3 separate regions of the Mus musculus genome follow, and all the other regions are linked to region 1. A link is a loop called in an ENCODE intact Hi-C map of the cell type or tissue named here. Cell type or tissue: left cerebral cortex. All regions are shown on one strand.

Evidence for each region. A loop is a pair of places that touch in the nucleus more often than their neighbours do. Peaks named below come from ENCODE experiments on the same cell type or tissue, not always from the same donor. Only the 100,000 strongest peaks of a DNase experiment are listed, where the experiment ranks them.
Region 2: a loop joins it to region 1, with 2.6 times the contacts of the local background. A loop is called at or near these places in 3 of 42 quality-filtered maps.
Region 3: a loop joins it to region 1, with 2.3 times the contacts of the local background. A loop is called at or near these places in 3 of 42 quality-filtered maps.

The regions. Positions count from the first base shown.
Region 1 is chr13:13,863,670-13,871,669 of GRCm38, reverse strand. No RefSeq gene overlaps it. Among named protein-coding and RNA genes, the nearest start is that of Gng4, 83 kb to the right of the region's middle. In left cerebral cortex, a CTCF peak has its summit at 3,533 (motif pointing right); a DNase peak (open chromatin) is centred at 3,552.
Region 2 is chr13:13,771,950-13,779,949 of GRCm38, reverse strand. It overlaps Lyst (lysosomal trafficking regulator), which reads right to left. Exons shown (of 53, transcript NM_010748.2): 51 at 4,324-4,480; 52 at 3,865-3,936; 53 at 2,510-2,909. The coding sequence ends at 2,771. Among named protein-coding and RNA genes, the nearest start is that of Gng4, 8.4 kb to the left of the region's middle. In left cerebral cortex, no CTCF peak of the experiment used is centred here; a DNase peak (open chromatin) is centred at 3,619.
Region 3 is chr13:13,782,696-13,790,695 of GRCm38, reverse strand. It overlaps Gng4 (guanine nucleotide binding protein (G protein), gamma 4), which reads right to left and starts at 6,389. Exons shown (of 4, transcript NM_010317.3): 1 at 6,053-6,389. In left cerebral cortex, a CTCF peak has its summit at 4,934 (motif pointing left); DNase peaks (open chromatin) are centred at 5,276, 6,477 and 6,658; H3K4me3 peaks cover 2,031 bases; H3K27ac peaks cover 963 bases.

The DNA.
Region 1 (8,000 bases):
CAGTGGGAAAAAAGACAGCATTTTCAAGAAATGGTGCTGGCTCAACTGGCAGTTAGCATGTAGAAGAATGCAGATTGACACATTCTTATCTCCTTGTACAAAGCTCAAGTCTAAGCGGATCAAGGACCCCCACATAAAACCAGGTACACTGAAACAAATAGAAAAAGAAAGTGGGGAAGAGCCTCGAAGATATGGGCATACGGGAAATTTTCCTGAACAGAACACCAATGGCTTATGCTCTAAGATCAAGGGTCAACAAATGGGACCTCATAAAATTGAAAAGCTTCTGTAAGTCAAAGGACACTGTCAATAGGACAAAACAACAACCAACAGATTGGGGAAAAATCTTTACCAATCCTACATCCTATAGAAGGCTAATATCCAATATATACAAAGAACTCAAGAAGTTAGACTCCAGAGAACCAAATAACCATATTAAAAACGGGGTACAGAGTTAAACAAAGAATTCAGCCCCTGCCTTCTAGAGTTACTGAGTTTACTATGAAATACAGAGTTTAGCAAGGCAGGCAAGTACACTCCTGGGTCTGAGAGCATGCTAGGTCAGCTCTCAGGATGGGGGCAGAAAAAAACAAAACAGAAAAAGAGATGGGGTGGGGGAAGACTGATCACGAAATCAATATCTTTGCAGGGTGGGGTTGGGCATAGTTGGAAAGGGGTTTCCTTTGGAGGTGATTAAAATAGAACTTTTTTATTAAAAATAAAAATGTGGTTAAATGTAGCCAAATTGTGAAGATTGCTAAAGAGAATGCAGTTCAGAGAGAGTATGGAGCCCAGAGCTTGGGACACTCTAGACCACAGTCTCCCATCTCCCATAAACCAGCCACCCAGCACCTCCTTCCCTTGTTTGTTTGTTAGTTTAATTCCAAGTTAATAATTGTAATTACTTTTTCCTATTCATTTATTTAGTTGGGGCAGGGGACTCTCTACATAGCCCTGGAAATCACTATTTAGATCAGACCTGCCTCCAATTCACAGCATTCATCTGCCTCTGTTTCCTTCCTGAGTGATGGCATTAAAGGCATATATGGCCACAAGTGGTTTCATTATTTCTTTAACCCCAGAAAGTTTTTTTTGTTTTGTTTTGTTTTCTTTTGGTCTCTGATTTTAATTTCTTTTTCTGTTACTTTATTGTATGTTTAGTTCAAGTTCAAGTTGTGTGTGTGTGTTTCCCTGGAAGGTGTATACGTCTTTCTCTTTCTAATTCCTTGTTCTGACACTCCATTGCTCATGGACCTAACAAAGATGGAAGGCGACATGTGGATGGCAGCCATCTTGTCTGCTGACTGACCTCACCAAAATGGAGGTGGCCAGCCATCATGTGACCTACTGTTCTAGGTCACTTCTGTTTCTCCCTTTCTTTCCCAGCCTCTAGAAGAAGAGAACTTAATTAAACCCAGTGCAGAATGGTGAGAAGGCATGGAAAAGCCACCAGCAGCCACACCCACATGTTTTTCTCTTGCTTTTTCTCCATTACTTTTAAATGCCAGATGAATTGATCATTTTAAATGTTTTGGCTGGTTTGTTGGTTGATTTTGTTTTGTTTTTCAGGAGGTATGGTGGCCTAGTGCCTATGCAAGCCCAGGCACAAGAAATAAATCAGTAAAGATCTCTGAAACACAAACCTGGCGTGGGTCCTAGCTTGGCCATAGAAACACACACACACACACACACACACACACACACACACACACACACAAGTATTAATTTACAAGCAGCTACACCCTCATGTATCGGGAAAGCAGGACATGAAACAGTTTCCACAACATTTTTTGTTGTTGTTGTTGGTGGTGGTGGTAGTGGTGGTGGTTAGGGTTGCTTGTTTATTTCTAAGTATCTCTGGGAAGTATGCTTTCTTAGATCTGTATATCCTAGACTAACACACACACACACACACACATACACACACAAAGGGGTTGGAAGGACATGAATTTTAGGAAAAAGAAATACTTACTGGCTAGCATTCCATCTTTCTGAACTTTAGGGCTGGAGAGAGAGAGAGAGACAGAGAGACAGAGAGAGACAGAGACAAAAATAATTGTTTTCAGCACACAAGTCTAGAATTGGAGAGCTGGATTGAGGGCTCAAAGGTTAAGAGCACTGGCTGTTCTTCCATAGGTTCTGAGTTCATTCCCAGCAACCACATGGTGGCTCATAACTATCTATATTGAGGTAAGTAATAATATCTATAATAATCCTCTGGCCTGAAGGCATACATGCAGCTAGACTGTTGTACATATAATAAATAAATCTTTTTTAATAGGTTTTGTTTTGTTTTGTTTTGTTTTTTTTATTAATTATATGTAAGTACACTGTAGCTGTCTTCAGACGCACCTGAAGAGGACATCAGATCTCATTACGGGTGGTTGTGAGCCACCATGTGGTTGCTGGGATTTGAACTTCAGACCTTCGGAAGAGCCGTCGGGTGCTCTTACCCACTGAGCCATCTCACCAGCCCTAAATAAATCTTTTTAAAAAAAGAATTAATTAGAAAAAAATTAAAGAAATCAAACACAAGCCCACTAGACAGCAAGTAACAGCACTCACAGCTGAAATATAACACACACACACACACACACACACACACACACACACACACACAGAGAGAGAGAGAGAGAGAGAGAGAGAGAGAGAGAGAGAGAGAGAGAGAGAGAGAGGGATATGAATCTTAGGAAAAAGAGATATTGCTGTGTTAACATTCCACCTTTCTGAACTTCAGGGCTGGAGAGACAAACACACACAGAGAGGGGGACAGGGACAGAGACAGAGAGGACAGAAAGACAGAGGACAGACATACACAAAATGAGAGACAGAGTGACAGAAAGAGAAAGACAGATAGAGGGAGACAAACACCCTCCAGTAAATTAAAATGAAAACACACCATCACACAAAGGAAGGAAGGAAGGAAGGAAGGAAGGAAGGAAGGAAGGAAGGAAGGAAGGAAGGAAGGAAGGAAAGAAGGAAGAAAGAAAGGAAGGACAAAGATGATTTAATTATCTTCATTACACAGGTCAAGAATTATAAAAAAAATTTAAAGAAATCAAACACAAGCCCACTAGACAGCAAGTAACAGCACTCACAGCTGAAATATAAGACACAGACACACACACACACACACACACACACACACACACACACACACACACACACACAGAGACACACACACAAACTTTGTCATGAAATCCAACATGCCTTCATGATCAAAATTCTATAGTCAATAGGACTAGAAGAAACATATGTCTGTAGAATAAAAGCCAGAACCTTTTCTACTTTGTTTTATTTTGCCTCAAGATAGAGTTTCTCTTGGTGTGGCCCCAGCAGCCTTGCAACTTGCTCTGTAGGCTTGGGTAACCTCAAACTCACAGAGGTCTGCTCTGCCTGCCTCTGCCACCCACACAGCTGGACAAAAGCTAGAATCTTTTTTTTCTTCTAATCTGTTTGTTTGTTTGTTTGTTTGTTTTCCAATGTATACGTGTGTTCTATCTGCTCTGTTGCCTATATGCCTGCATGCCAGAAGAGGGCACCAGAACCTAGGAGGACCCACCACATGGCTCCTGAGAATGGAGGTCTTTCCCCTCTGTACGCCTCAGCTTTGGAGAGAGTCCGAGCTTGTACACAACCTTCTTATTGTTTTACCCAAGCCAAGATGGAAGATGCAGAGATCTCTTGGATAACATTCTCCACAAAGTCTTCCATGAATTCAGTCTGTCTTCCAATTCAAGCCTGGATGTAGCTGATGTTTTTTGGGGCAGAGATGAAAGGAATGTTCTGCATAGGTGGTTTAATGAACACAGAAGACTAGAATAAAGGTCTTTGGTCAGCTTAAAAAAAAAAAAAGTAAATTCTAATCATATAGAGGGTAGATATCTGCCCGGCTCTTCTAGTGTTGTTTAAAGCCAATAAAACTAATAAACTAATAAAAAACTGCGTTTTTTTTTTTTTTCAAAAACAGAATAATCAAGGTGGGGTAAGGAGCCCCATTTGGGAGTAAACATTTCTACAACATAACTGTGTGTTGTTTTCCTTCACATAAGCAGGGTTGGGGGTAGGGTTCCTCAGACATAAGTCTGAAAGAGTACAATGAATCATTTGGGAAGGGCAGTGGTAGGGTGGAGGTGGGGGGATGGGGCAGACTCCAGACAGAGAAAATTTTCTCTGAGTCCTGGAGTGCAGCCTGTCTCTCTCTCTGCCCTGTAGGGACTGTTAGATGAAAGGTATGCACTTCCACGCCCAGCTTCCCATTTCTCTCTTGTACCCCTGGAAGGTATTACACCTGCAAGTCTGTTTCTACTTCTTTGTTCTGTCACTTGGTTGCACATTGACCTCACTAAGATGGCACTAACATGTGGATGGCAGCCATCTTGTCTCCTGACTGACCTCACCAAGATGGAGGTGGCCAGCCATCATGTGACCTACTGTTCCAGGTCACTTCTGTTTCTCCCTTTCTTTCCCAGCCTCTAGGAGATCAGAACTTAATCAAACCCAGTGCAGAATGGTGAGGAGGCACAGAAAAGCCACCAGCAGCTTCAGCCACATGCTTTTTTCCTTGCTTTTTGTCTAATTCTTTTAAGTGTCAGAGGAATCAAACATTTTTTTGTTATTTTTTAAATTAAAATGCATAATAAAAGATAAATATAATCAGTCATCCTGGAATTTCTTCTGTATGCCAAGCACACTTAGTTAGCCAGTCAAAACAGGTAAAAATTTATATCAACATAAATATCACTCACTAAGAAACACTGAAGAAAAAAGAAAATAAGAAAGAAAGAGAGAGAGAGAGAGAGAAGGAGGGAGAGAGGGAGGGAGGGAGGAAGGAAAGAAGGAAGGAAAGAAGGAAGGAAGGAAGGAAGGAAGGGGAAAGAGAAAGAGAGAGAGAGAGAGAGAGAGAGAGAGAGAGAGAGAGAGAGAGAAAGAAAATCAGGCAGACTTTTTTGTTTATTCAAGATGTAATTTTACTCTGAGTAGCCCTGATAGGCAGACAAACTTGTTTGGTCTGTCTGTTGGTTGATTTTGTTTTGTTTTCTTTTTCAGGAAGTGAGGTGGCTTATTGCTTACACAAGCCCAAGCACAAGGAATAAATAAGTAAAGATCTCTGATACACAAATCTGGGGTGGGTCCTAGTGTGGCCATGGAAACACACACACACACACACACACACACACAGAGAGAGAGAGAGAGGGGGGGGGTGGGGACAGAGAGAAACAAACACAGAAAGAGTCAAAGAGAGACGCAAAGAGAAAGAAAGGCAGACGTAACAGGAAAAGAAATTAAAAACTAACAGAAAACAATAACCTTCCTTGTTTAGAGAAATAAGGAAACAGGGTGTCATCCTGAGTGAGGTAACCCCAGTCACAAAAGAGAACACATGGTATGCACTCACTGATAAGGGGATATTAGCCCAGAAACGTAGAACACCCAAGATACAATTTGCAAAACACATGAAACTCAAGAAGGAAGACCAAAGCGTGGATACTTCGTTCCTTCTTAGAATGGGGAACAAAATGCCCATGGATGAAGTTACAGAGACAAAGTTTGGAACAGATCCTGAAGGAATGACCATCCAGATACACCCTTTAGATAGAAACTTTTAACAATTAAAGAAAAACCTTCTTGTCTTTCCTACTATAGTCATTTCCTCTTAAATGTCATTTTTTTTAAACTTGGGCTTATCAGTTTGACTTGGAGATAATCTGGTGAATTCTTAAGCAAACACAATATTAGATTAATTCTCTTTTTCTACCAACCATTTATATAATGTCAGACATTAATATGTTTCTTAAACCGTTTACAATATTTCTAAAGACAATATATATTATGCTACAGGATGATGTTCCATAAGCAAAAAAGCACACTGAGCTAGAACATTGTAAAATTATGCTGAATATTTATACTGATTATAGTTGAAAATGAATTTGGTTACACCAAGCATTCTGGTTGGCTAGTTCATTGTTTAGCTGTGTGTATTAACTCAATAAACTCAATCAAATGTCATGACAAAAAAATGTGCATGCCTGTGTGTTACTCTATGTGATAATTACCAGAAGCATGTTTTCTTCAGTGTTCCCAGATATAGTGAGCTTAAAATAGGCGTTAAATGTATGTTTTTAAGAAGGGTATATAGCCCAAGCCCTAACCCAAATCCTAACCCTAACCCTAGTCCTAGTCCTAGTCCCAATTTTAGCCATAGCCCTAGTCCTAACCCTAAACCAAACCTATACCTACCCTTAGTCCTATCCTAAAACCTAACCCTAACCCTAACTCTATCCTATACCTTTCCCTGTTCTTAACCCAAGTCATAACTCTAACCCTAGCACTATTTATAACTGTAACCCCTGAAACTAACCCTAGCCTTATCCATAGCCCTAGACCTATCTCTATCCCTAGTCCAAGTCCTAGCCCTAGCACAAACCCTAACCCTAACCCTCGCCCTAGCCCTAACCCAAAACCCTAAACATAGGCTGATCTATTGCCCTAGTCCTGGTTCTAGTCCTAGCCCTAGCCCTAACCCTAAATCACCTAACACTAAAACTAACCCTAACAGTTACCCTAACCCTAGCAATAGACCTAGGCCTAGCCATAGCACTACCCCAAACCCTAACCCTAACCCTGGCCCTGGGCCTGGCCCTGGTGCTGGCACTGGAACTAGCCCAAAGCCTAACCCTAACCCTATCCTTAGCCCTAGCCCTAACCTAAAACCTAACCCTAACCATAACCCTAATCTGAACTCTAACAATAACCGAAACCTAAACCAATCCCTAACACTAGCCCTAGCCCAAGCCCTAGGTAGGCCTAGCCCTAGCTCTAACCCTAACCCTAACCATAATCCTAACGTGGGACCCTAACCCTCCCCTTATTCTCTATCATTACCCCATCCCTAGACCTAACCATAGCCATGGCCGGTACCCTGTGAATGCTTGGGTGTTACTCTCTACGCAAATATCCAGAAGAGCATTGCGTAGTGATCCCTCTAAACATGGTAGGCAGTAAACAGTAAACGTGTGTGTTTAAGAAGACAACAAGACTGTTTCTCACAATAGACGTCATCTTCAAACCATCAGTACACTCTGCTTTGTAGTTGCTTTCTGTACGGAACAGGAACTAGTAAGTTTTACTTTCCTGTCTGTATTTTCAGAGAAAACAGTACAATTTGATATACCTGAAAGAAAAGTTCTTTATATTAGATGCCACAGCTTACAATGTTCATGGCTGAGTGTTATTCTCTGGGGTAATAATCAGAAGGGTTTTTCATTTAGTGTTCCTATATACCCTTAACTTTAAACATCTTAGGCAAGTGAACATGTATTTTTAAGAAGAAAACGACAACATTTCGTTTTCAAAACACATTCAATACACCCTGCTTTGGAATTGCTTTCTTTAGGGAATGGGAGCCCAGAACATTTTACTTTCCAGTATTTTCACAGAACATTTCACAGAACACAATACATTAATTACAGCTGAAAGGATAGTACTTTAACATAGATGCTACACAAAAGACAGTCCAATGAGCACGCCTGTGTCTTAGTGTTCCGACTTAGCTTTAAAGATGGGAGGTGGTAAGCGCATGTTTTTAAGGAAACAATGAGGAAGTGTCTCACAATAGAGGTCCTCTTCAAAACTCACTCAGCAAACTCTACTTTGGAATTGCTTTATTTTCTTAATGGGAACACTGTATGTCTTTACTTTCCTGCATTTTCAGTGACATTTCACAGGAACTCGTCTAACTTGTGATAGCTGAAAGACTCGTCCTTTAACACAGATGCTACAGAAAACAGTACAATGCGCATGAGTGTGTGTTACTCTCTGTGCTAATAACCAGAAGAATGTTGTTTGGTGTTCCCAAGTACAGTTAGATTTAAATATCTTAGGCGGTAAACCTGTGTTTTAAAGAAGATAGCAAGAATGTTTCTCAAAACAAACATCAACTTCAAACCACGTTCAGGACGCTCTACTTGGAATTGCTCTACATTGGTAAGAGAACACAG
Region 2 (8,000 bases), 92 kb after region 1:
GTTTCTCCATCACAGGTATCTGCCCAGAGTTCCCTCCTGGGAAGCTGGCCTCAAATCCAATGAGAAGGTAGTTGGTTGAGTCTGTCAGTCATGTTCTTAAGGCACCAGTGGGCACAAGCTGGCTGGCATGTTGATGGTGTAGCATGTAGGATCCACCATCAACCAGGAGCATTGGTGACAATTTTCCCCCAGCAACTGCATAGCACCTTCTGGCACCATGAGAACTAGTCAGCAGAGAGAATGCTTCAAGCCTAGTTCCAGCTTGGATTTTCTACATTCTGCAAAGGATGTCATGTCTCTGGCAGTGGCACCTTACCACTCAGTTTTGTTGGGCAGGCAACAATAGTGGCTCTAATGTTTAGAGGGTTATGGGTCTCATTGGCCAAAATCTAACGGGGAAGTATTCTATTCCTACCACTGAGATTTGTGTTCAGTAACTCTAAGGTTTCTTGGACTGTCCTTGCAGGGTGTGTATATGTGGAGGGGAGGGAGGGAGGAAAAGAAGGTGGGAGGGGGAGGGAGACCCTGTGGCAGCTTCCACACAGGTGACACCTGATTTGGAGCCCTTGCTGACAGGCTTTGGCCTATTAGTGATTCAGCTATTCTCCAGCCTACACTGAATTCCTGTGGCCACACTAATGAATCCAGCAGTCTTGGGGTGCCCGAGGGCAGATGGCCTGTACTTTAGTAAGGGCATCTGCTTCTTGGCTTCTGGGAAGACTCAATGGACTGTGGATTCTTACACAGAGCACTACTGACTCTGATCTCTGCTGAATTCTGTGTTTCTTCCCACATCTGCTGTCCTGACTAAGCTGTGATAAAGCCCAACTGTAGGTGCAGACTGTCATAGGCCCTGTCTCATGAGCTATTACTATTCATGGTGCTCTTAATCTAATCCATTGGCTATTGTTTCCTTCTCTCTAGCCACATGGTATCTGTGCTTATCTGCATGGCTGCAGCCATACAGTCTCATCTTGAGTCCTGACTTGTACCAGCAGTGAACTATGGCTTGTTGTTGTTCCATTCCTTGAGAAGAACATTGGTCCTAGCACAACCAGTGATTAGTAACAGGACTTCCAGATACACCTTGTTCTGCAACAGCCATGGACTGAGATCTCGTCATCATTCACAAGTCATTTATACAGGTTTAAGTCTATTTTTAGCAAGTTTATTTCCAAACTGAAGTGGCAGTGTGTAAAAGGTAACAGCATGTGATGACTTCCAGGAATGTGTGCTATAACATGCATGTTACAGAGCGTTTCCAACATATACATATTAGGTCTCATGCTCAATAAATAATCCCCCCCATGGAATTTTTAAATTTTTACATAAAAATAGAATATTGCACGCTTAACAAGACCAGATATTTTGCATATTTTCCTCTTTAGATAAATGATGAAACTTGGCCCTTAAAAAAGCCAAGACTGCATAGCATTCCTATTCTAATAGGAGACTAACTTGAGGTTCTCAGTAAAAAAAAAAATGAAAGCTAGACAATAGCTGAATTTTTAAAAACAAATCAGTCACTTCAACGTGAGTAGGAGTAATGTTGTCTCTGTTCTGAAGTGGACTTTAGGAGTGACAGGTGGCCCGTGTCAATGGGACCTAATGCTCTCCCTGTGCCTGTCTCCACAGCAGAGACTCTGGAATTGCATCTCGTGGATATAAGCAGAATGTTTTACAAAGTCTGGAAGTTACAAAAGTAGTTCTGTAAACATAATATGAATTAGATTTCCATAACAAATGCACAAGTCAATTATAGGCAGCAACACATGCTTCTCCCCCACGGTGATATAGTTCTGAGCCTACACAATAGTTTTCAAAGCCATCAAAGCAGCACCTTGAGTAAGAGCCCAGTAGTCCCAGAGTTCCAGAGCGGGGCTGCTGTCACATGCCACAGTGCCTGCCCCAGGAGTCTCAGAGCGTAGCTTAGTAGGAACACGTAACTTACTCTGCCTCTGTCTGCACACTCGCTTTCCTTCCTTCACACTTTCCTAGCTGCTGTGCCTCCATCACACTGCTTACACTGTAGGTGCTGTGTGGAGCTTCCCAGTGCAGACAGTTCAGAGCCCTGTCAGACGGACTGTTACGGCAGGTGCTAAAAGACTTACCATTATATTTGAAAGTCACTGAGCCAAGGGCGCTGATACCTAGTGTTATGGACTTTAAGTAGAAGCCTATGAGGAGCTAGGATGTGAAGGAAGCAACAGTCCCTGAAGCTCGTGCCCCTGGCTCTCCTTTGGGCAGAGAGGACAACAGCAAAGCCGGCCGAGAGTGACGCAGCAGCAGAGCTCACGTTCTGTTCAGAGGTTCCGGATATATTGGGTGCAGAGGCTCCTACTAAGAACTTGCTTTCTGAATCCTGAAAAGTCCTATTTTCTGTTTCCTTTTATTGGGTGTGCTGAGTATAGGGGACATGCTTTTAAAATATAATGTTTAGTATTTTAGATAAATAATTAGCCAATTTAAGTTCTGCTCTTTCTTTTTGAAAACGGAGGAGAACAGAGACCCTGATCTTTGATTCAGCCTAACCTTTTGGGAAAAAGCATCAAGATTCTGACTTTAATTGGCTAGTGTGTGCAGACCCAGCCTTCCACGCCATTATGGAATGAGGGCAGGGCTTTACTCTCAGGCCCACGGAGGCTGGGGAAGCGCGCACAGAGGCACGTGTGTTGTCTTTCCTGGATATCTGCTCAGTCATCTGCTTCTGCAGTTGGTGGAGCCAGGCTCGCAGAGCGGTGCTTATGTCCTGTGGGGACACTCCTTCTCTTCATCCAGCTGCGTAGCTGCTGAGGAAAGAGTAGAACATGGGCAGCTTCACACGCTGCTGGTCCTTCCGGCACCATGCGATCACTGTCCCCTCACTGTTGGCAGTGTACAAATGGTGGCCATCACAGGAGAATGTCAGGCTGTGAAAAAGCAAACCCATTGGTACATATCAGTTCTTAACGCATAGACTGTGATGCTGCAACTAAGGTATTTCCACTCCAGAGAATCATAAACGAAAAGACGGCCAGCAGACTGTCTGTGCTGCCTGATGCTAACACAGTCACCCCCCACCCCCAAACAAGGCTCAGGCTCAGTTTAACTAGAATAAAACTGGGGCCCCAGAGCTCAGGTCCCTGGGTGGGAGAAACATCACAAAGAGATCACAGTATTACATTTTGCCTTTAAAAATCAAATGACATCTGTGTTTTTATTCATTTGGACAGAGTCATTCTATGTATTTCCAGAAACTTGCTCTGTAGACCAGGCTGGCCTAGAACACAGATCCACCTGCCTCTGCATCCCAGCTGCTGGATTAAAGGCGTGTGCCACCACACCCAGGCCTTAAGTGGCGTTTATTTTAAAGATATATTTTGCTTCTTTGGAGGAAAAAGGTAAAGCAATGTATAATGTAATTAATAGATAACTTAGATTCATTAAATTTTAATTTCAGTACAATCAAAATAAATTTATTTTAATTTAGTTTGAATATTATAACTACTAGTTGGGTTTTAAAGGCAAGTCTGTAAGCTGAGTTAAGGGTGACTGCTGTTTGTTCTGTCAAGCACATCCCTGTGGCAGCCAGTCACATGACTGTCACTGCAGAGGTGGAAGTGGAAACAACAGTTTCTATGGTCCCTGAGGCTTCCTGGCACTGAGCCAGCTGTCTTTCCACTAGACATTAGATACCAGACACTTAGTTCCACACAAGACTGTGCTGGCTTGTTGCTGGTAACAGGTCATTTGTTGCATGGTTAGAGGGTAGCTTTTCATGAAGCCTTCACACCTGCATTCTTTGGGTCTATAAGCTTTAATGTCAGAAAAAAATAGAACTACACATTTTTTTAATGAAGAATAAAAGGTAGAGGTAGATCTTACCTTATGATGGGCTTATTTGATTTGGGAAATGTAATCTCTCTCACAGGCTTCAAGTCCCATGTGCTCCATAGCCTGGAAGGAAGAGAAGCCATTATTCAATTATGCAAATTAAAACCACACACACACACACACACACACACACACACACACACACACACACACACACAGTTTGCTGAGTTGCCAGGATAACCTACTGCAAAGAGCAGCATTGCCTTTGGGAAGTCTGCAGGCATTGTAGGTGGGAAAGGGAAGTCTGCCTACTTTCATATGGTTACTATTTTATAGTAAATACTTCCAAGCTGCACTAGCTTTACTGTAAAAATACAACAGGAAAAAAGACCTACATCCAAAGTGACTCTAAATCTCTAAATACTATATTTTAATATGTGTAGACATTAAAATTCATTTCTCAAACTGCAGTGAGCCAGGACCGGGAGGAAGAGTCAAGTCCTCCCTTACCTTACAATGCCATTTTCTAATCCCCCAGCAATGACGTTGATGGAGACTCCCTCAGGCTGGTTGGAGAAAGCTACAGAACAAATGATCTCTCTGCAGTGGACATGTCCAACGAGGTCCCCATTCACGGTCCAGAGTCTCAGGTCACTGCCCCCGCCAGCTGAAACATCAAATCATACCACAGATCACCATAAGTCCCTGGGGCATCTGTAAGGACCGCCCTTGCTTGCTCATTGACACAGCTCAGAGGAACCCCTGGTTACAATGACTCCGAATGACCACATAGGGAGTGGTGCAGGCTTACGGATTTGGTCCTCTGTGCACAGTGATCACTGATGAAGTGAATTAGGAGGGAGGGACATGAATCAGGAATCTCCGTATGATTACATTTCTGTGTATGAACTGGCAATCTTAATTGTGTTTGAAAATACTGAGAATATGATTCTTTAAAAGACAGAAAAACATTCTGTGGAAGCCTCAGGAGGAAGCTACTTGAGGGAGCCGGGGAGATGGCTCAGTGAGTCAAACGCTTGTTGTGCAAGAGTAAGGCCCGGAGTCCAGATCCCAGCAACTACATAAAAGCCATGTGTGGTGGTTCATGCATGGCACCCAGTGCTGGGGCAAACCCAGGCAGAGTCTTGGGGACTGCTGGCGAATGGGTCTGGGTGAAATGGTGAGCTCCAGTGGGGAAAACTTACAGGTCCTCTCTCAGAAAATAAGACGAGAGTAATAAAAATATTCCAAGCCAACCCCTGGCCTCCACACACACAAGACGTGCGAGCAGTCCCCCATCCTCAGGACAGAATTGGCTTAAGCCGAGTATGGTGGCATACAGCTGCAATTCAAGCACTCAGGAGGCAGGAGGATCATGCGTGTCTGGTCAGTTTGGGCTGCATATAGAGACCCTACTTTATAAAAAAAAAAAAAGGTGACTTATGCGACTTTTAAGAGAGGCAGAAATAGATGAAATAAAAATGGTATGTATTTAAAAAACAATTTTTAAAAATCCCCATTCCTCGGAATATCTAGCATAGGATTTTTATTTACTAAAGCTGAATTAAACAAAGTTTTTCTTTTCAAAGCCTAGAGAGTGAGGGGCTTGGGAGATGGCTCAGTGGGTAAAGTGCTTGAAATACAAGCATGAGAAGATGAGTCCAGATCCCCAGATCTGTGCTACAGTTCACACTGTCAACTTGACACCCAGCCTGGTACACCTGAGAGGAACCCTCTAGATTAAGTTTAACCTCTGAGAACGTCTGTGAGAATTGATTAGTAAGTTCTATTACTATGGGAAGACACTTAATTGTGCGCAGACCCCAGTCCCTGAGATGGGATCGGAGAAGGCCAGTTGAACACCAGCTTTGTGTGTGTTAGCTCTGCTGCTCACCGCTACTGTTCACGTTTCTGCTGCCTTGACTTCTCTCCAACAACAGACTTAACTGGAATTGAGCCAAATAAGCCTTTCTGCTTTAGGTTGCTTTACTCTGGTGTTTCATGTTAGTAACAGGTAATGAAACTAAGACTATGTAAAGCTAGATACAATTGCTTTTAACACTACTGTGTTCCCATGGTAAGATAGAAGGTAGAGATAGAACCCCTTGAAGTTTGTAGGCCAGTCAGCCTGGCGTACCACAGCAGTGAACAACAAAAGAGGCACTCTTGATAGTAAGGCTTTATTGCTGAAGAAAACACCTACACAATTCATTGAACATAGAAAAGTTGAGCTGGGAACTTGAGACTGCGGTACATAGGGAAGCAGGCTACCCGGGCCTGATCTGGGGCACAAGTCCCTTCCGCTCGACTCGAGACTCGACCCCCGGGCTACCTTGCCAGCAGAGTCTTGCCCAACACCCGCAAGGGCCCACACGGGACTCCCCACGGGACCCTAAGACCTCTGGTGAGTGGAACACAGCGTCTGCCCCAATCCAATCGCGCGGAACTTGAGACTGCGGTACATAGGGAAGCAGGCTACCCGGGCCTGATCTGGGGCACAAGTCCCTTCCGCTCGACTCGAGACTCGACCCCCGGGCTACCTTGCCAGCAGAGTCTTGCCCAACACCCGCAAGGGCCCACACGGGACTCCCCACGGGACCCTAAGACCTCTGGTGAGTGGAACACAGCGCCTGCCCCAATCCAATCGCGCGGAACTTGAGACTGCGGTACATAGGGAAGCAGGCTACCCGGGATTGATCTGGGGCACAAACCCCTTCCACTCCACTCGAGCCCCGGGCTACCTTGCCAGCTGAGTCGCCTGACACCCGCAAGGGCCCACACAGGATTCCACACGTGATCCTAAGACCTCTAGTGAGTGGAACACAACTTCTGCCAGGAGTCTGGTTTGAATACCAGATATTTGGGTACCTGCCTTGCAAGAAGAGAGCTTGCCTGCAGAGAATACTCTGCCCACTGAAACTAAGGAGAGTGCTACCCTCCAGGTCTGCTCATAGAGGCTAACAGAGTCACCTGAAGAACAAGCTCTTAACAGTGACAACTAAAACAGCTAGCTTCAGAGATTACCAGATGGCGAAAGGCAAACGTAAGAATCCTACTAACAGAAATCAAGACCACTCACCATCATCAGAACGCAGCACTCCCACCCCACCTAGTCCTGGGCACCCCAACACAACCGAAAATCTAGACCCAGATTTAAAAACATTTTTCATGATGATGATAGAGGACATCAAGAAGGACTTTCATAAGTCACTTAAAGAATTACAGGAGAGCACTGCTAAAGAGTTACAGGCCCTTAAAGAAAAGCAGGAAAACACAGCCAAACAGGTAGAAATCATTAAAGAAAAACAGGAAAACACATCCAAACAGGTGATGGAAATGAACAAAACCATACTAGAACTAAAAGGGGAAGTAGACACAATAAAGAAAACCCAAAGCGAGGCAACGCTGGAGATAGAAACCCTAGGAAAGAGATCTGGAACCATAGATGCAAGCATCAGCAACAGAATACAAGAAATGGAAGAGAGAATCTCAGGTGCAGAAGATTCCATAGAGAACATCGACACAACAGTCAAAGAAAATACAAAATGCAAAAGGATCCTAACTCAAAACATCCAGGTAATCCAGGACACAATGAGAAGACCAAACCTACGGATAATAGGAATTGATGAGAATGAAGATTTTCAACTTAAAGGGCCAGCTAATATCTTCAACAAAATAATAGAAGAAAACTTCCCAAACCTAAAGAATGACAAACTATTTCACAAAATAGAAGTAGAAGGTACTCTATCCAACTCATTTTATGAAGCCACTATTACTCTGATACCTAAACCACAGAAAGATCCAACAAAGATAGAGAACTTCAGACCAATTTCTCTTATGAATATCGATGCAAAAATCCTCAATAAAATTCTCGCTAACCGAATCCAAGAACACATTAAAGCAATCATCCATCCTGACCAAGTAGGTTTTATTCCAGGGATGCAGGGATGGTTTAATATACGAAAATCCATCAATGTAATCCATTATATAAACAAACTCAAAGACAAAAACCACATGATCATCTCGTTAGATGCAGAAAAAGCATTTGACAAGATCCAACACCCATTCATGATAAAAGTTTTGGAAAGATCAGGAATTCAAGGCCCATACCTAAACATGATAAAAGCAATCTACAGCAAACCAGTAGCCAACATCAAAGTAAATGGAGAGAAGCTGGAAGCAATCCC
Region 3 (8,000 bases), 81 kb after region 1:
CCAAGATGTTCACCATGCTTCCTGCCATGACCCTGGGTTTCTCTTGGTACCTGGTATCTGGCTGTCTAGAATCACTGGACCCTACATCCTAGTCTGGACTAGGATTCACATCTGAATATAAAGTTCCCACAGGCTAATGTGCGGAGGTCTTCGTGACACACTATTGTGGGAGGTAGGGTCTCGTTGCAGGCAGTGGATCACAGAGGACACGCCTTTGAAGGGCACACATTACTCTCAGTCCCTTCCTGGTTTTCCTCTCTGGGGTAAGTGGCTTGCCCCCCACCTTCTTGCTGTTGTGCCTCACCACAGGCCTGTGGCAATGGAGCCACCTTGGACTGAACCCTCTGGAACCTAGAGCCAAGTAAATCCTCTTGTTCATGCCAGGTTTCTGTCATAGAGACAGAAAACCAGCACAGCGGAGCTTCTGCAGATCCCCAGTACAGAGGGTTTGTTTCAGAGTAAGAGAAGCTATGTCCTATGTGTAGCATGGCTCCTCCTCCAGCCTGCTCTGCCCTTTCTGGCAACCCATTCCTTGTCCCATTTTTCTTGCACCTATGATGTCTCAAGAAGCTCATTTATTGTTGAAATGACTTGAGTTTTTAAAAATGATTTATTTTTATTTTTATTTTATGTGCATCTGGAGTTTTACCCGCTGGTGTGACTGTTGGGTCTCCTGGAACTGTTGAGAGCCACCATGTTGTGTGTTGGGAATTGAACCTGAGTCCTCCGGAAGAGCAGCCAGTGCTCTTAACTGCTGAGCCATCTTTCCAGCCTGACTTTTGAGTTTCTTGCTTCTTATTGGTGATGTCAAGACTAGGCAGACAGGGAGTTAGCTGTGAGGGAACCCAGGACAGGGCAGCTGAACCTTAGTAGCTAGCTGTGTCTCCAAATGTTTAGAACACCCATCTATGGTGGCCCTCAGTATCACATACTTCTTCAGTTGAGTTTAACCTGAAGAGGAGATGTGCTTCCCTCTAGCATCCTGGAGGCTGAAGCTAGATTCTTCCCTCTGTATCAGAAACTAGGACAACAGGGCACTTTCCCAATTCTCACATGAATACGAGCAAAGGGTCTGTACTCTCAGGAGACCTTGGCTTTATTATAATATCATTTGCAGAGTGGTTTTTGACACCCTTTGAGAGCTCATTAGGAGGTTCTATCACGGATTGTGGCTGCCTTTGACCTAAACATAGTTCTCCTCTATGGTGGAAGGTCATCTACCTATACCTGGGAAGGCTGTCTTCTCCAACCAACTAAGCACAGAACTTGAGGAGGGATGAGCGTGGAGCCATGAGGGAGGAAGGATACATACACACCTTGCCAGCCAGATTAGCCAAATCAACCACACAGCCTTGACTCCCTTTGTGGGCTTTTCAAGAAGATTATGGGAAGAAATACCCTACAGGACCACCACTCTACAATACAGGATCCAGTGGGCTGTTCCACCCACCTGGGTTAGCCTGCTTCACTCTTTCTTTGGAGTGTGCTATTATTATTATTTTTTTCTTTGATAAGATACACTTCTGCTTAAACTATCTGTTTTTATCTGCTGAATTCTTTCCTTTGAGAAATCTTCACCCAATTATGTGAGAACAATACACTGCCCCCCCCACCAAGTGTACATCCATTAGGCAGGAGCCCTGTGCTTCCCTCTACTGCCTACATCTTCTTTTCTGCTGTATCATCCCTGGCTTGGATAAAGTACAGTAAGAAAACCCAACTGAGCTGTACAGATTGAGGGAGGGGGAGCCAGACTTAAGACACCACACAGCAACTACATGTGTACCCATGATGGTAGGAGAAAGTTGAACCCTAGGAATCTGGAATGCCAGGATAGAGGCTGGGCATGCTTACTGGGCTGTACATTGAGTGTGTACAGAAAGGTCCTAAAAGAGACAGAGAAGACAAAGGCAGGAAGAGAGGCAAGGCGTGACATGCTGAACTGCCACAGAGGAGGACGTGGTAGGGGCATGAAGAAGAAGTATGTGATACTGAGGGAGTCCTGTTCATAAATCTACACCTTCCCCTGCCCAGAGAGAGTTCAGAGGACTCTATCATTCCTTTGTTTCTCTTGAGGTCACTAAAGGCATCGAATTCTCCACTCACAACTCTCCATTGCTCTTCTCAGACACAGTGCACCTCCATCCTTGCCCTGGAGGGTCAGAGAGCCTATCAGTCTACTACAGCACACTCTTGCCCTCAAATTCCACCAAGCATGCCTACTGGACTTGGCTGTATTTGCTTGGCTGCAGGTTGCCTCTTCTAGACAGACTATAACAGGTGGAGCACTGGGTAAGTACCCATAGGTATGTACATCATGGGGCTAAAAGACAAGCTAGCTGTGTACAGGGAGGAACGGATTTCCCCAAGATAGCTGACTAGGACTGAACATGATCAACTCACTTCCCCTTAGCACACCACGGGATATGGGCTGCAGAAAAGACCGCTGTAAGTTTCCACCCAGCATATGACCTGCAGGTGATCTAAGACAGTGAAAATGGTTTCTCAATCTGGCTGGAAAGACCCTATACTAGACACAAACAATGGGCAAGTCCAACTGTCCACACAGATAAGAAAAGGATGTGTTAGCTCCAGATGCCTGGAGTTTGAGAATCCTGGACTGCCGCAAACCCTTACCAGTAGTGGGTTAGCAGAAATGCACACTTCTCTTTTAGTGGTGTAATAGTCACAATGGGGGCATGTGGCCCCCTGCAGAGTGATCCATGCTGTGCTACAAACAGGGGCTGGCCATGCCAGTGCTCACATACGCTCACATGTGCTCTGCCTCCCGGAGCCTGGCCCCACACGGGGCATAATCAACCCCTCCGTGAATTTGGTCCTCACCTGCCCAAGAGCTTCTGGTGACAGTGGGACCACTGTCAACCCAGTTGTGCTTTCTCTGTGGATCCATCATCCTTCCTTTCCTGTTTTGTAAGCCTGAGTCTCCTGTTTGGACAACTTGGAGGGGTTGAAGAAAAGGCCTCCAGGTTGAGTCTCAGACACAACACCAGGAGGAACCAATGGGAAGGAGAAGGACACAAAAGCGTGGTGAGGGGCAGCTAACAGCTCAAGGGCACTGTATGCGCGTGTGCTGAGAAGCAGTCCCTTAGACCTCAAAGGACAATGAGAGTGTTTCTCCTATCTCTAGGGACCTCTTCACAACCTCAGTACACATCCCAAGAGGGACAGCTGACCCAACCTCTCAGAGGGAACTCTGAGGAGAAAGAAGGACATCTCCTAAACTTTGGGAGGAGCCACATCCAGCCTCAGTTACTCACTCTTCCCCTCCATGTGGCTCGGTCATGTCACTTGTCATCTCTGCATACTTTCACTGAAGTCCCCACCATCCACCGAGGGCACTGCCACAACACTTTCCAACTATGATGCTTTGCAAAACCCCAACCCAGCAAGTGTCACATGAGGATCAACTGAGGCTATTCCCATCATGTGCCCAGTAAGACCTGCGATTCAGCCCTGGGCCTGCTCACCTGGGCTCTGCCCTGCCTACCTCCGATAGGCCCAGCCTTTGTGGATCTGCCTGTAGACACCCCGAGACCTCAAGGGCACATGATTTACTGTGTCTCCACTACTACTTATGTGTCCTCACCCCTCGAGGGCAGCAAGGCCCACCTACAGTAAGCAACACACAGTCCCATCTGCCAGCAACTGCAGCAGCTGCTGCCACAATGGCTCCGTAGCTCAGTGCACCAATCTCTTTGTGCATGTCCCCATCTTTCCACATGAATCTTTCAGGAGCTTTTCTCGCCTCTGTTTTGTTCCCTGTGTGGACACTCCATTTGTGTCTTCCCCTCTGGTTTCTTGAAAGGCCTTGGCTTATTCTTAGTTTTTAGGTAGCCACTTAAAGCCTTCCAGTAGCATGGTCCTACTTTGACACTTATGTGGTTTCTCTGACTTTCAGTGGAAATCTATGTGATATCCAGTGTTGATGTTTTTGGAGAATTTAAGATGTTTTGGTGTTTGGTCTAAGAAAAATGAATGAATAACTGTGACCTGAAGACTTAAAGTCTCAGAGCTTGAATTTGTCTAAAGGCAATAAAGATGTTGCAAAGGAGAAAAAAAAAAGGAAATTATCAGATTGGATAGCAGAATGTAGATTTTTTTTTTTTAAATCCGACATTAGGCCGGGCAGTGATGGCAAACACCTTCAGTCCCAGCACTTGGGAGGCAGAGGCAGGCGGATTTCTGAATTCGAGGACAGCCAGGACTACACAGAAAAAAAATATCAGACATTGCTTCAAATTTCCCCCAAAGGCACTCCCAATACACCCTGCCAAGACACCCCCCATCCCCCCACCCCCTGTCGAGCAGACAAAGTGAGACAAAGTCAGGAAGGTGGCAGTGGGATCTGGCAGTACTGCTGGGCTGCATCCCTGGCAGGTGCTGAGTGTGACTGTGCCCTGGGTGGAAGCAAACACAGCCACTCTCCGTCCCAGGTGTCCAGGGACCCTGAGACAGGCCAGAGGCAAGGGCCCTGTGCCATCTAAAAATCCACAATTATGAAGAGCGATGGAGATTTGGGAGCTTTGGGGATGGCCATTCTTCAGATTCTAGGGAATGAACAAGGGAAATCTCCCCTATGGGTACTTTCTCACAGACTACCATGAAAAGGGGGGATGGCAGCTAGTCAGACAGGCATAAACTAGTCAGGATGGCCCTTCCTTCCCTGTGCAGTTCCCTGCCCCAAAATTCCCTCCATTGCTTCCTCCATGGGTTTTATTAGGAGGGGAAAGGACTGGGGCCTAACGGTTGCAGGTTCCATAGCTCTGAGCCCGAGAGTCCCTTGGCTAGCAACGCACCCCAGCAGGTTCTGCATTTTCATCGCCACCTCTCAGCAGGCCGGAGAAATCCAGAAACCCCAAGTACAGTTTACAAGCACCTTGTGTCTTGTTTCTCAGGACTGAAAGCACCAGGTCTTCCCCATCCCACCCCCAAGTGGCCAATACCAGGTTAACAGGACCAGAGGAGGAGGTGGCTGCCTTCCTCCTTGCAAGCCAACAAGAGGAAAAGGGCGGTGGTGCCCCAGTAATGAAGAACCAGGCAGCCTGCACGCAGCCCAAGAGCCTAGCTGCAGCCTTGGGGGCCATCACACCTCGCTTTGGAGCAGACGGCAGGAGTGACGCTTTTTCACCGGAACCCTAGCACGGTCTCGCAGACTTGCTCTGGCTGAAACGCCGGCCTGTCTGCTGCCAGCCTTTTACAGACCCCGGAGGCCTGGGAAGCGAGGACGGGATTTATCTATCACTGGATCAAACTTTCACATTTGCAAGTACCCTCGCTCACATCTTAGCTCAAAATACACGACAAGAAGCAGACTAGTCTAAATGAAGGAGCCTTTTGCAGCCATAACTGGCATCTTGCCTCATTATTTCCCAGGAGACTAAAAATTAAAGCAAAGCTCGCTCTCCCAAAGCTATGCCCCGTGAGCTCAGCAGCGCGTTTCAGCACCTGCTTCGGGGACAGTCGCCATCGAGAGGGAGGGCACAAACTCGCCCAGGTCACCGTGCTCTTCCCTCTCTACCCCAGGCAGTTGTCCTGGCGTCGGGAAAGCAGAGAGCGTCTGCGAACCCCTGCCAAAACACTGCTCCAAACAAAATTATCAGTGGCCATGCCATCCATCTCCTGTGATCTTCTGCATGGTGGGGGGTGGGACGAGGGGGCGTCCTTTATGATCATGGCCAGCCATAAGGGACCTCTACGCCCCACTGATGAAGAAGAGTCCCATGAGGGCCTCGGCCCTCCTCGACCCCGGGGGATTCGGCTGTGTCCCCCGAGACTCGGGCTACCTGTGGACATTAGGGAGGCTTAGGCTGGAGGCGCCCCGCGGCCGTGCACCAAGCGGCCGCCACCACAACGAACCACAGGTCTTTGTGAAGCGTGCTGAGGCACCTCCAGGGAAGACCCAGGAGCTAGAATATCTCTTCAGTTCTGAGACTTTTAGATTTCGCCCAGGGTCTCTCGGAGCTGTCGGGGCCCGGACCGAGGTTCCCCGACGAGGCGCCGCGCCCTCCCGGGGGCCTCGGGCGCCACTTACCGCAGCCGGCGCGCAGCCGGCGCTGCTCAGACGCGGGCTGGGTCCCCGGCGCGGCGCTCGACGGGGTTGGCCAGGCCAAGCGGCATCGCTCGCCCCGGGCTCAGTGAAAGCGCGCCCCGCGTCGCCACCCGCGGGGTCCCGGACCACAGAAGACCCTGCGCGTCTGGGGAGAAAAGGGGGCGCGGCACGGAGCACAAGCCACAGCAAAGCCACCCGCAAGCGGGACCTCGGGTCTGCGCAGTGGGCCCACTGGGTGCAAGACGGTGACCCCCCAACCCTCGCCTGCTGCGCCACGCTGGCCGCACCCACTCCTTCGCAGCAGGTCTCCTCCCGCGCCGGGAGGGGCCGGGAAATCCCGCCCGCCGCCGCCGACGTCACTGGTGCGTCACTGGGGCTCCCACTCCGGGCTCCGCGCGCCCCAAATCCCGGGCCTCACCCAAACCCGCCCTCCCGGGGAGTGCGCAGCCTTGGAGGGTTTATGGCTCGAGGCAGATCCCCAAGTGCAGAGTGGGGACGGCCAGCTCAGGGTACTTCACCTGGGGACACCTAGGGTGCCTCACGCCGAGGAAGGTGGGCGCTGTTAGCGCAGATGCTGAACATCTGGAAATGCGCACCAATCTTACGCAGACGTCGCTAAGCAACGCGGGCAAGACCGCCACCCGGCCAGGCTTGGCAGAACAGCTGCCTCCCAGCCAGTCACAAGGGTGTGAGTGGACAGCAAGGAACTGCTGCCACGGGGAATCCTGGCGACTCCCAACGGTGAGATGGTCATGGCCTGCCAAGCCTCGTCCTAATGGAACTGTGTTTTGTGAGTCTCATTGTAAACCGATGAATTACCAAACTCCTCTTCCTTGAGACGCAGCTTCAGCCACGTCTGTTTTTCAACTCAGGAAATAATACAAAGCCCTCTGAAGACAGAAGCAGAGAAAACATTTCAGGCAGTAAATGCATAAAGAAGGAGGAAACCGTATTACTTCTGTCTGAACACCACTGACAGATTTCTTGAAAATCTTCCTTCCTCCTGTTCACCTTCCCTAACTATCCCTGCAGAAAGTGACACTACACAGGGTGCCTTAGATTTTCGCATATCTATCTGACATGCCTCACAGTACCGTGGACAGAGGTGCACTTAGGCTGCTGAGTGAAACTGCCCAGAGAGGCTGGAAAGACGCAGTGGGGTGGGAAATCACACTGATTGTCTTCACAGTTCCCAGGAGTCCCTTTAGGCCTCAGAATTAAATGACGTCGCAATGATTTAGCCAGTAATATTCACAAGGCAGAGGCTGAGATCCTATAGTCACTACTGTTGAAAATTCAAGCAGCACACAATCGTGTCCACTATTTTTCCTCTTGGATTCACGTCTCCCCTGCAAGCCCTGGCTCGGTTGTACACTCTTTCCACAAACCAGCTGCAGGAAAGTTGACCTTAGGTTTCCTCTCACCAGAATTCTAACGAGTTGTGCCAACTGTTCAACTGCATGGCACTTCAATAGATAAACTCTCCGGTAGACTGGGTGGCTACTGGGACTCCTCCATTTCTCCCAGGCCCCTTCTTGTCAGACCAATATTCAGTCTCTAGGGCTCTGGAGGGAGTTGTATCCTTTTGGGCAGCCTCCTATACAAAGACCCTACCCTCTTCCAGGAGCAGCCCTTCTGGGGGCCAAACGAGTAACACATCGGACCTCTGGGACACATTAAATATCCTAAGTATATCATGATTAAGGATAATTAAAAGCAACGGAGTTGATTCAGTGTTGAGTACAAGGGTAGAGGGGCAGCCGACTCAAAGAGACCAATTGCTTCTGGTACGGCAGACAATAATATCTAAATAAGAAATTATCAGTAAATCTAAATGTAGCTGTGATAACCTCTGATAGGACATATGTGTTCAATTCATATGTGTCAGTCTCAAATTTATTTAACAAGTGGCTCTTGTCAAGATACATAT